Regions from separate parts of the Homo sapiens genome. Here region 2 is linked to region 1. Evidence: read pairs that join two places in POLR2A ChIA-PET (ENCODE). Cell type or tissue: OCI-LY7. All regions are shown on one strand. Links, peaks and the distances in the headings refer to the core of each region. The heading gives the core; the rest is flanking DNA.

The links. ChIA-PET counts read pairs that join two places held together with the same protein. Peaks named below come from ENCODE experiments on the same cell type or tissue, not always from the same donor. Only the 100,000 strongest peaks of a DNase experiment are listed, where the experiment ranks them.
Region 2: POLR2A ChIA-PET joins it to region 1 with 13 read pairs; 5 of 35 experiments call an interaction of 5 or more read pairs at or near these places.

What each region holds. Positions count from the first base shown.
Region 1 is chr22:40,709,189-40,713,578 of GRCh38, forward strand. No RefSeq gene overlaps it. Among named protein-coding and RNA genes, the nearest start is that of MCHR1, 32 kb to the left of the region's middle. RefSeq lists enhancers at 2,417-2,711, 2,735-3,251, 4,215-4,390 and a silencer at 2,525-2,644. In OCI-LY7, for the core only: no CTCF peak of the experiment used is centred there; no DNase peak of the experiment used is centred there.
Region 2 is chr22:40,941,427-40,945,816 of GRCh38, forward strand. No RefSeq gene overlaps it. Among named protein-coding and RNA genes, the nearest start is that of RBX1, 7.8 kb to the right of the region's middle. In OCI-LY7, for the core only: no CTCF peak of the experiment used is centred there; a DNase peak (open chromatin) is centred at 2,285.

The sequences.
Region 1 (4,390 bases), core at 111-4,110:
TACCACAAACTTGGCAGGTTAGAAACTGTGAAATAATGTATTATCTCATAGTTCTGGAGGCCAGAAATCCAAAATCAAGTTCTCAGGTAAGTTGGTCCCTTCTGGAGGCTCTGAGGCCCACACAGGCACCACTCCAGTCTCTGCCTCAGTCTTCACCTGGCTCGCTTTCTATGTCTCTGTGTCTCAAATCTCCTTCTCCTTTAATAAAAATTGAAAGACAGCAGGGCACGGTGGCTCATGCTTGTAATCCCAGCACTCTGGGAAGCCGAGGCCAATGGATTGCTTGAGCCCAGGAGTTTGAGACCAGCCTGGCCAACATGGTGAAACCCTGTGTCTACTAAAAATACAAAAATTAGCCGGGCCTGGTGGCAGGTGCCTGTGGTCCCAGCTACTCGGGAGGTTTAGGTGGGAGGATCGCCTGAGCCTGGGAGGTCAAGGCTGCAGTGAGCCATGATCACGCCCCTGCACTCCAGCCTGGGTGACAGAGTGAGACTCCGTCTCAAAAAAAAAAAAAAAACCCAAAAAACAAAAAAACCAACCAGACCAAAACAAACAAACAAAAACAAGCAAGCAAACAAACAAAAAGCACACTGCTAATGAAAAAAGGGTTCTTATGTTGATAGGCTTGAAAGGATAGGATTCACAGATTCACAGGATGTCAGGGCTGGTAGGAACCTTAAACACTGCCAAGTCATAAGCACAGGGCCTGGGGAGAATGAGCTAGTGCATGATATTATCGTGCTTTCCTCTTTTGCACTCCCTTTTGTGTGACCTCCTTCCCCTTCTGCCAGAGGCATCTGTTTGCCTCAGAGACGATTAGGATTGCAAAGAGAAATAGAAAGCCAATACGCAGCTGTGGACATCCAAAAAAATATTCCTCTGTGTAAGGCAAAGTAATAGCTTTGAAAGCCAGTCTTTGCCAAGAGAGAAAAGGATTTTCTAAACAATTTAGGCACGTGTTAACATATCAAGAGCTAGGCCTGTTGGACTAGATCACTGAGTTTTGCTGTGTGTGCCTGGGGTGGAAGGAATCCAGATGTGATGCAGTGGCTGTGGCCCCAGGATGGCTGCAAAAGGAAGCAGAGGCAAGGGACACAGGCCGTCCTACTACTGCTTCTTAAGCTCCTCCTCCAGGCCAGAGGCAGGGGTTGAGGGAGGTGCGTGTTGGAAGGGTTGAGGGACAGCTAAAGGCACAGGATCCTCAGCCCTCTGTCTTTTTTTTTTTTTTTTTTTTTTTTTGGAGATGGAGTCTTGCTCTGTCACCAGGCTGGAGTGCAGTGGCATGATCTTGGCTCACTGCAACCTCCGACTCCTTGGTTCAATCAATTCTCCTGCCTCAACCTCCCAAGTAGCTGGGATTACAGGCACCCGCCACCACACCCAGTAATTTTTTGTATTTTTAGTAGAGACGGGGTTTCACCATGTTGTCCAGGATGGTCTCCATCTCCTGACTTTGTGATCTGTCTGCCTCGGCTGCCCAAAGTGCCAGAATTACAGGCGTGAGCCATCGCGCCCAGCCTCCTCTGTTTTATTTGGAGCCCTAGGAAGTATCCCATAGTGGTCTGGACACTGTGTCCAGCAATCAAGAGGACAGGAAGTAACAATGAGCTGGGAAATGACTGCACAGGTGAGCCTGGGCCCCACACTTGGCTCCCCACGGCCACAGGGCATCCTGAAATCCCTCCAGGATCTGACCAGGGGACTTGCAAGAGCTGAAGGGCCTTGAGATTCCCAGAGTGTCAGGGCAGGAAAAAGAGACCAGTATATGTGCAGACCTCACAACAGGAACTCAGCCATGAGGACTCACCGGGCAGGGAGTGTCAGCAGGGCACTCCAAAAGGCCCACATGGGGGCTGGGCACAGTGGCTCACGCCTGTAATGCCAGCACTTTAGGAGGCTGAGGCAGAAGGATCGCTTGAGCTCAGGAGTTCAAGACCAGCCTGGACAACATAGTGAGAGCCAACCCCTACAAACAAATTTTTTTTTTTTTTTTTAGACAGAGTTTTGCTCTTATTGCCCAGGCTGGAGTGTAATGGGGCAATCTTGGCTCACTGTAACCTTCGCCTTCTGGGTTCAAGCAATTCTCCTGCCTCAGCCTCCTGGGTAGCTAGGATTACAGGCATGCGCCACCACGCCCGGCTAATTTTTTATTTTTAGTAGAGATGGGGTTTCACCAGATTAGCCAGGCTAGTCTTGAACTGCTGACCTCAGGTGATCCACCCACCTCGGCCTCCCAAAGTGCTGGGATTACAGGCATGAGCCACCACACCCAGCCTCCAAAAAAAATTTTTTTTAATTAGCTGAATGTGAAAAAAAAATTAGCTGAATGTGGTGGCGTGTGGCGTGTGGCTGTGGTCCCAGCTACTTGGGAGGCTGAGGCAGGAGGATCACTTGAACCCAGGATACTGAGGTCACAGTGAGCTATGATCGTACTACTGCACTGTAGCCTGGGTGACAGAGCGAGACTCCATCTCAAACAAAACAGAACAAAAAAACCAAGTATTTACAGAGACATGAGTCATCGAGAGGCTATCTAAACCGAGATAAGCTGCAGTGCAGTGATGACAGTTTCTTTCCACTTCCCCGGAGGGGCTCATGGCTCAGCAGATCAGCTGCAGGAAAGAGAGAAACATCGTCTCTCCGTGCGCCTTTCCTTGTATATTAATCTGCGATCCTGCTACACATGCCACTGTCAGTCAGGCCATGCTACGAAGCCTGGGGAGAACAGGGCAAGATTTCCGAGGCCTGGCCGGAGGCAACAGGCACATAGAAAAGGGGTATGGGGTCCGGAAGGTGCAGAGTAAATGTGTGCGTGGGGCAAGATTCCCCCAGGGATGGCTACAGGCACAGTTGCCTCTAGGATGGGATGTAGAGAAATCAAATTCAAGGGTACAAGTAAATATCTTTATATACCCTGGGGGCGACAGAAGGAAGCTTTTTGTGGGAGAACCCAGAAAAGAGAGCTCAGAAGGAGAAAAGTCTCCTAAGCTGCTGGGTAGAGACGGGCTGTTTGAGGTTTTTTTTTTTTTTTTTGAGACAAAGTCTTGCTCTATCACCCAGGCTGGAGTGCAGTGGCACGATCTCTGCTCACTGCAATCTCTGCCTCCCAGGTTCAAGTGATTCTCTTGCCTCAGCCTCCCGAGTAGCTACAGTTACAGGAGTTGGCCGCCATACTCGGGTAATTTTTTTGTACTTTTAGTAGAGATGGGATTTCATCACATTAGCCAGGCTGGTCTCGAACTCCTGACCTCAAGTGATCCTTACACCCCGGCCTCCCAAAGTGTGAGAATTACAGGTATGAGCCACTGCGCCTGGCCTGGGCTGGTTGAGTTTAATACAAAAGTCAAGGATCCTTCTCCTCGGTTCACTTAGTCCTCCCCACGGCCCTCGGCGTTTGGCATTCTCTCTTTTTTTCTTTTTCTTTTTTTTTTTTTTTTTGAGACAGGGTCTTGCTCTGTTGCCCAGGCTGGATTGGAGTACAGTTCGTCATCATGGCTTACTACCTCCCCGGCTCAAGTGATCCTCCCACCTCGGCCTCCTGAGTAGCCAGGACCACAGGCATGTGCCACCATGTCTGGCTAATTTTGTTTATTTTTTTGTAGAGATGTGGTCTTGCCATGTTGCCCAGGCTGTCCTCGAACTCCTGGGCTCAAGGAGTTCCACCCACCTCAGTCTCCCAAAGTGCTGGGATTATAGGCGTGAGCCACCACCCCTGGCAGTCCTCAGCATTCTTCAAACAAAACTAGGGCTGGGCATGGTGGCTCATGCCTGTAATCCCAGCTCTTTGGGAGGCTGAGGTGGGAGGATCTCTTGAGCCCAGGAGTTCAAGACTAGCCTCGGCAACATAGTGAGACCCTGTCTTTACAAGAACAAAACACAAAACAACAGAGTCGCTGTTTTCCCTCAATTCTATAGCAAGGACGAAATCAGGGAGTCCACAGGGCGCATGGATTTGAACCTGGGTCTATCTGGCTCCGCACTATGCTTTCCCTGCTATATCCCACTACCTGATTGAAGGAGAGAGATGGGACTTCTGAGGACAAGGGAACCTTCAGGTGAGGCTGGAGGTCAAGTCCCTAAAGACTTCCTTGCTTAGGGGGAGATTTAATGATTGGCCGCCATCATCTCAAGAGAAGAGACGATCCCTCTCCTGCCTGGTTTGCTTGACCGAACAACCTCACTGTGGAAGGTAGTGGTGAAGGGACACCACCTTGAGATGAGGTGGACCTGGGTTCATATTCCTGCACTGAGATCTTAGGCAAAACACTTAAGCTTGTGGAGCCTTAGATTTCATTCTTATAAAAATGGGATAACAATTTCCACCTTACTAAGCCGTGAAAAGCATTACATGAAGGGGAATGTAAATTGTGTGCCTACCACAGAGCCCGAT
Region 2 (4,390 bases), core at 299-4,298, 230 kb after region 1:
ATGGTAGCTCATGCATGTCATCTCAGCACTTTGGGAGGCTGAGGAGCGATGATTGCTTGAGGCCAAGAGTTGGAGACCAGCCTGGGAAACTTGGTGAGACACATCTCTACAAAAAATACCAAAAAATTAGCTGGGCATGGTGACACACGCCTATAGTCCCAGCTACTCGGAATGCTGAAGGAAGAGGATTGCTTGAGCCCAGGAGTCCAAGGTTGCAGGGAGCTGAGATCACACCACTGCACTCCAGACTGGGCAACAAAGGGAGCTTGTGTCTCAAAAATATACATATATTTTTTATTTCTCTTATCAGTGTTGTGTAGTTTTCAGCACACAAGTCTGAAGTATGTTTTGTTAGATTTACACCTAACTATTTCACTTTTTGGATGATTAGAAGTGGCATATTCCTTTCAATTTCAGTGTCCACATATTCTTAGCTAGTATATACAAATACAATTGATTTTGGTATGTTTATCATGTATTCTGTAACCTTGCTGAACTCATTTAGTTGTAAGAGTTTTGCTAGATTCCTTGAGATTTTCTACATAAACCATGTGTCATCTAAAAATGGGACAGTTTTATTTCCTCCTTTCCAACCTGTATGCCTTTTACTTCCCTTTTTTTTTTTTTGAGACAGAGTCTCAATCTGCCACCCAGGCTGGAGTGCAATGGTGCGATCTGGGCTCACTGCAACCTCCGGCTCCCTGGTTCAAGCGATTCTCCTGCCTCAGCCTCCCGAGTAGCTGGGATTACAGGTGTACACCACCACATCTGGCTAATTTTTGTATTTTTGGTAGAGACGGGGTTTCACCATGTTGGCCAGGCTGGTCTGGAACTCCTGATCTCAGGTGATCCACCCGCCTCAGCCTCCCAAAGTGCTAGGATTACAGGCGTAAGCCACTGCGCCTGGCTACTTCCTTTTTTTTTTTTTTTTTTTTTTTTGGTCTTGTCCCACTGGCTAGAAGTTCTAGTGCTATAATAAATAACAGTGAAAGAGTGATGAGGCCTTTCTTGCCTTGTTCCCAATTTTAGGAGAAAGTATTCAGCATTTCACCATTAAGTACACTTGTCCCTTGATGTCCATGGGGGATTGGCTCCAGGATCCCCCACGTATACCAAAATCCCAGGATCTTCAAGTCCCTGAGATAAAATGGTGTAGTATTTGCATATAACCTAGGCATACCTTCCTGCATCCTTTAAATTATCTCTAGATTACTTATAATACAATGTAAATGCTATGTAAATAGTTGACGTACCATATAGTCTAGATAGGAAATAATGACAAGGAAAAAAAGGCTGTACATGTTCAGTACAAACACAACATCCTTATTGGGTTTTTTCCCCCAAGTATTTTTGATCCCTTGTTGGTTGAATCCACAGATACAGAGGACCAGAGGTATAACATCGGCGGGTTTTTGTACCTGCTCCTTATCACATTGAAGAAGTTCCCCTTCTACTTCTGTTTTTCTGAGAATTTATATCATGAATGGATGTTTAATTTTGCAAATGTTTTGTGTGCACCTATTGATATAATCATGTGATTTTTCTTCTTGAGCCCATTAATATGGAAGAATCCATTGATTTATTTTGAAATATTGAACCAGCCTTGCATCCCTGGAAAAAACCCCACTTGGCCATGGTGAATAATCATTTTTATATTTGCTAATATTTTGTCCCATTAACAAAAATTTTAAAAATGTTTGTAGCTATCATTTGCTAATATTTTGTTGCGGATTTTTGTGTGTATATTCATGACAGTTATTATTTCTGTAGTTTTCTTTTTTGTACTCTGTCTGGTTTTGTTATCAGAGTAAAACTAGCTTCATAAAATTATAGATGATCCTCAACTTTTTGTTTTTTCCTTTGAGACAAGTTCTGGGTCTGCCCAGGCTGGAGTGCAGTAGCACGATCTCAGCTCACTACAGTTTCCACCTCCCATGCTCACGCTTGTAATACCAGCACTTTGGGAGGCCAAGGCAGGTGTATCACTTAAGGTCAGTAGTTCGACACCAGCCTGGGCAACATGGCAAAACCCCGCCTCTACTAAAAATACAAAAATTAGCCAGGCATGGTGGCATGTGCCTGCAGTCCCAGCTACTCAGGAGACTGAGGCACAAGAATCACTTGAAGCCGGGAGGCAGAGTTTGCAGTGAGCCGAGATCACACCACTGCACTCCAGCCAGGGCAACAGAGTGAGATTCTGTCTCAAAAAAAAAAAAAAAAGTTATAGGGCTATTCAAATTATTTCATCTTGGATGACTTGTGGTAACTTGTTTTTGAGGAAGTGATCAATTTTGCCTAAGTCATTAGATTTTTTTTTCTTTTTTTTTTGAAACAGGGTCTCACTCTGTTACCCAGCTGTAGTGCAGTGGTGCAATCATGGCTCACTGCAGCCTCGACCTCCTAGGCTCAAGAGATCCTCCCACCTCAGCCTCCCATGTAGCTGAGACCACAGGTGTGTGGCACCATGCTGGGCTAATTTTTTTTTATTTTTTGTGAGGCAGGGTCTCACTATGTTGCCCAGACCAGTCAACTCCTATGTTCAAGCAATCCTCCCACTTCGGCCTCCCAAAGTGCTGGGATTACAGGTGTGGGCCACTGCACCTGGCTTGGACTTATCTATTTCTACTTTTAGGTCTGTCAGTTTTCACTTCACATGTTTTGCAGTGCTGTTTTTTAGTGCATACATATTTAGGATTGCTATGTCTTCTTAGTGGATTGACTCTTTTAGCATCGTATAATGTCCCGCTCTTTCTACGTTAATTTTCTTTGCTCCAAAGTCCACTTTAGTTTATTTTAGTATAGTCACTCTTGCTTTCCTTTGATGAATGCTTGTATGACACAACTTTTTTCATCCTTTTACTTGCAACTTGCCTATATCATATCTGTAGTGAATTTGTTGCAGATAACATACAACTGGTTTTTTTTAAAATCCACTCTGCCAATTTCTTTTAATTGGCATATTTAGACCATCTGCATTTAATGCAATTGTTGATATGTTAGGGCTGAAGTCTGTCATTTTATTTTTTTCTATTTTTCTAATCAGCTTCCTCAGGTTGAAGTGATTATTTTATTTTTGAGACAAGGTATCACTCTATCACTTACACTAGAGTATAGTGCCGAAATCGCAGCTCACGGCAGTCTTGACATTGGTGGGCTCAAGTCATCCTCCTGCCTCAGCCTCCCAAGTAGTTAAGAATACAGTTGTGCACCACCACACTCATGTTTGTGTGTGTGTGTCTGTGTGTGTGTGTGTGTGTGTGTGTGTGTGTATTGTTTGTAGAGATGAGGTCTCATTATGTTGCCAAGGCTGGTCTCGAACTCCTGGGCTCAAGGGATCCTCTTGCCTTGGCCTCCCAAAGTGCTGGGATTACAGATGCGAGCCAGCGTGCCCCACCTCATTTTATTTTTTGTTTTCTGCTTGTTCTCTGTTTTTCTGCCTTTCTGTGTTAAACATTTTTTACAATTCCATTTTATCTATAGTGTTTCTCTTCTGAGTGTGTCTCTTTGTATAGCTTTTTAAGTGATGGCTCATATATACATGACTTATGACAGTCTACTAATGTCATCATTTTACCAGTTTGAGAGAAATATAAAAACCTTACCTCCCTCTGTGTCCCTTCACCATTCCCAGTTTATACGATAATTGTTTGAAATATTTTCTCCATATAGATTTAGGACTATATTAGATAATGCTATAATTTTTTTTTTTGGAGACAGAGTCTCGCTCTGTCACCCAGGCTGGAGTGCAGTGGCACAATCTCAGCACATTGCAACCTCTGCCTCTCGGGTACCTGGGATTATAGGCATGTGCCACTATGCAAAGCTAATTTTTTTTTTTTTTTTTTTTTTTTTAGCAGAGACGGGGTTTCACCTTGTTGGCCAGGATGGTCTCGAATTCCTTTTTTTTTTTTTTTTTTTTTGAGACGGAGTCTCGCTCTGTCACCCAGGCTAGAGTGCAGTGGTGCGATCTCAGCTCACTGCAAGCTCTGCCTCCCGGGTTCACGCCATTCTCCTGCCTCAGCCTCCCGAGTAGCTGGGACTACAGGTGCCCGCCACCACACTCAGCTAATTTTTTTGTATTTTTAGTAGAGATGGGGTTTCATCGTGTTAGCCAGGATGGTCTCGATCTCCTGACCTCGTGATCCACCCGCCTCGGCCTCCCAAAGTGCTGGGATTACAGGCGTGAGCCACCGCGCCCGGCCTCGAATTCCTGACCTCAGGTGATCTGCCTGCCTTGGCCTCCCAAGGTGCTGGGATTACAGGCATGAGCCACTGCGCCCGACCTAAAGTAAAAATTATAGCATTCCCAGCACTTTGGGAGGCCGAGGTGGGCAGATCATGAGGTCAAGAGATTGAGACCATCTTGGCTAACACAGTGAAACCCCATCTC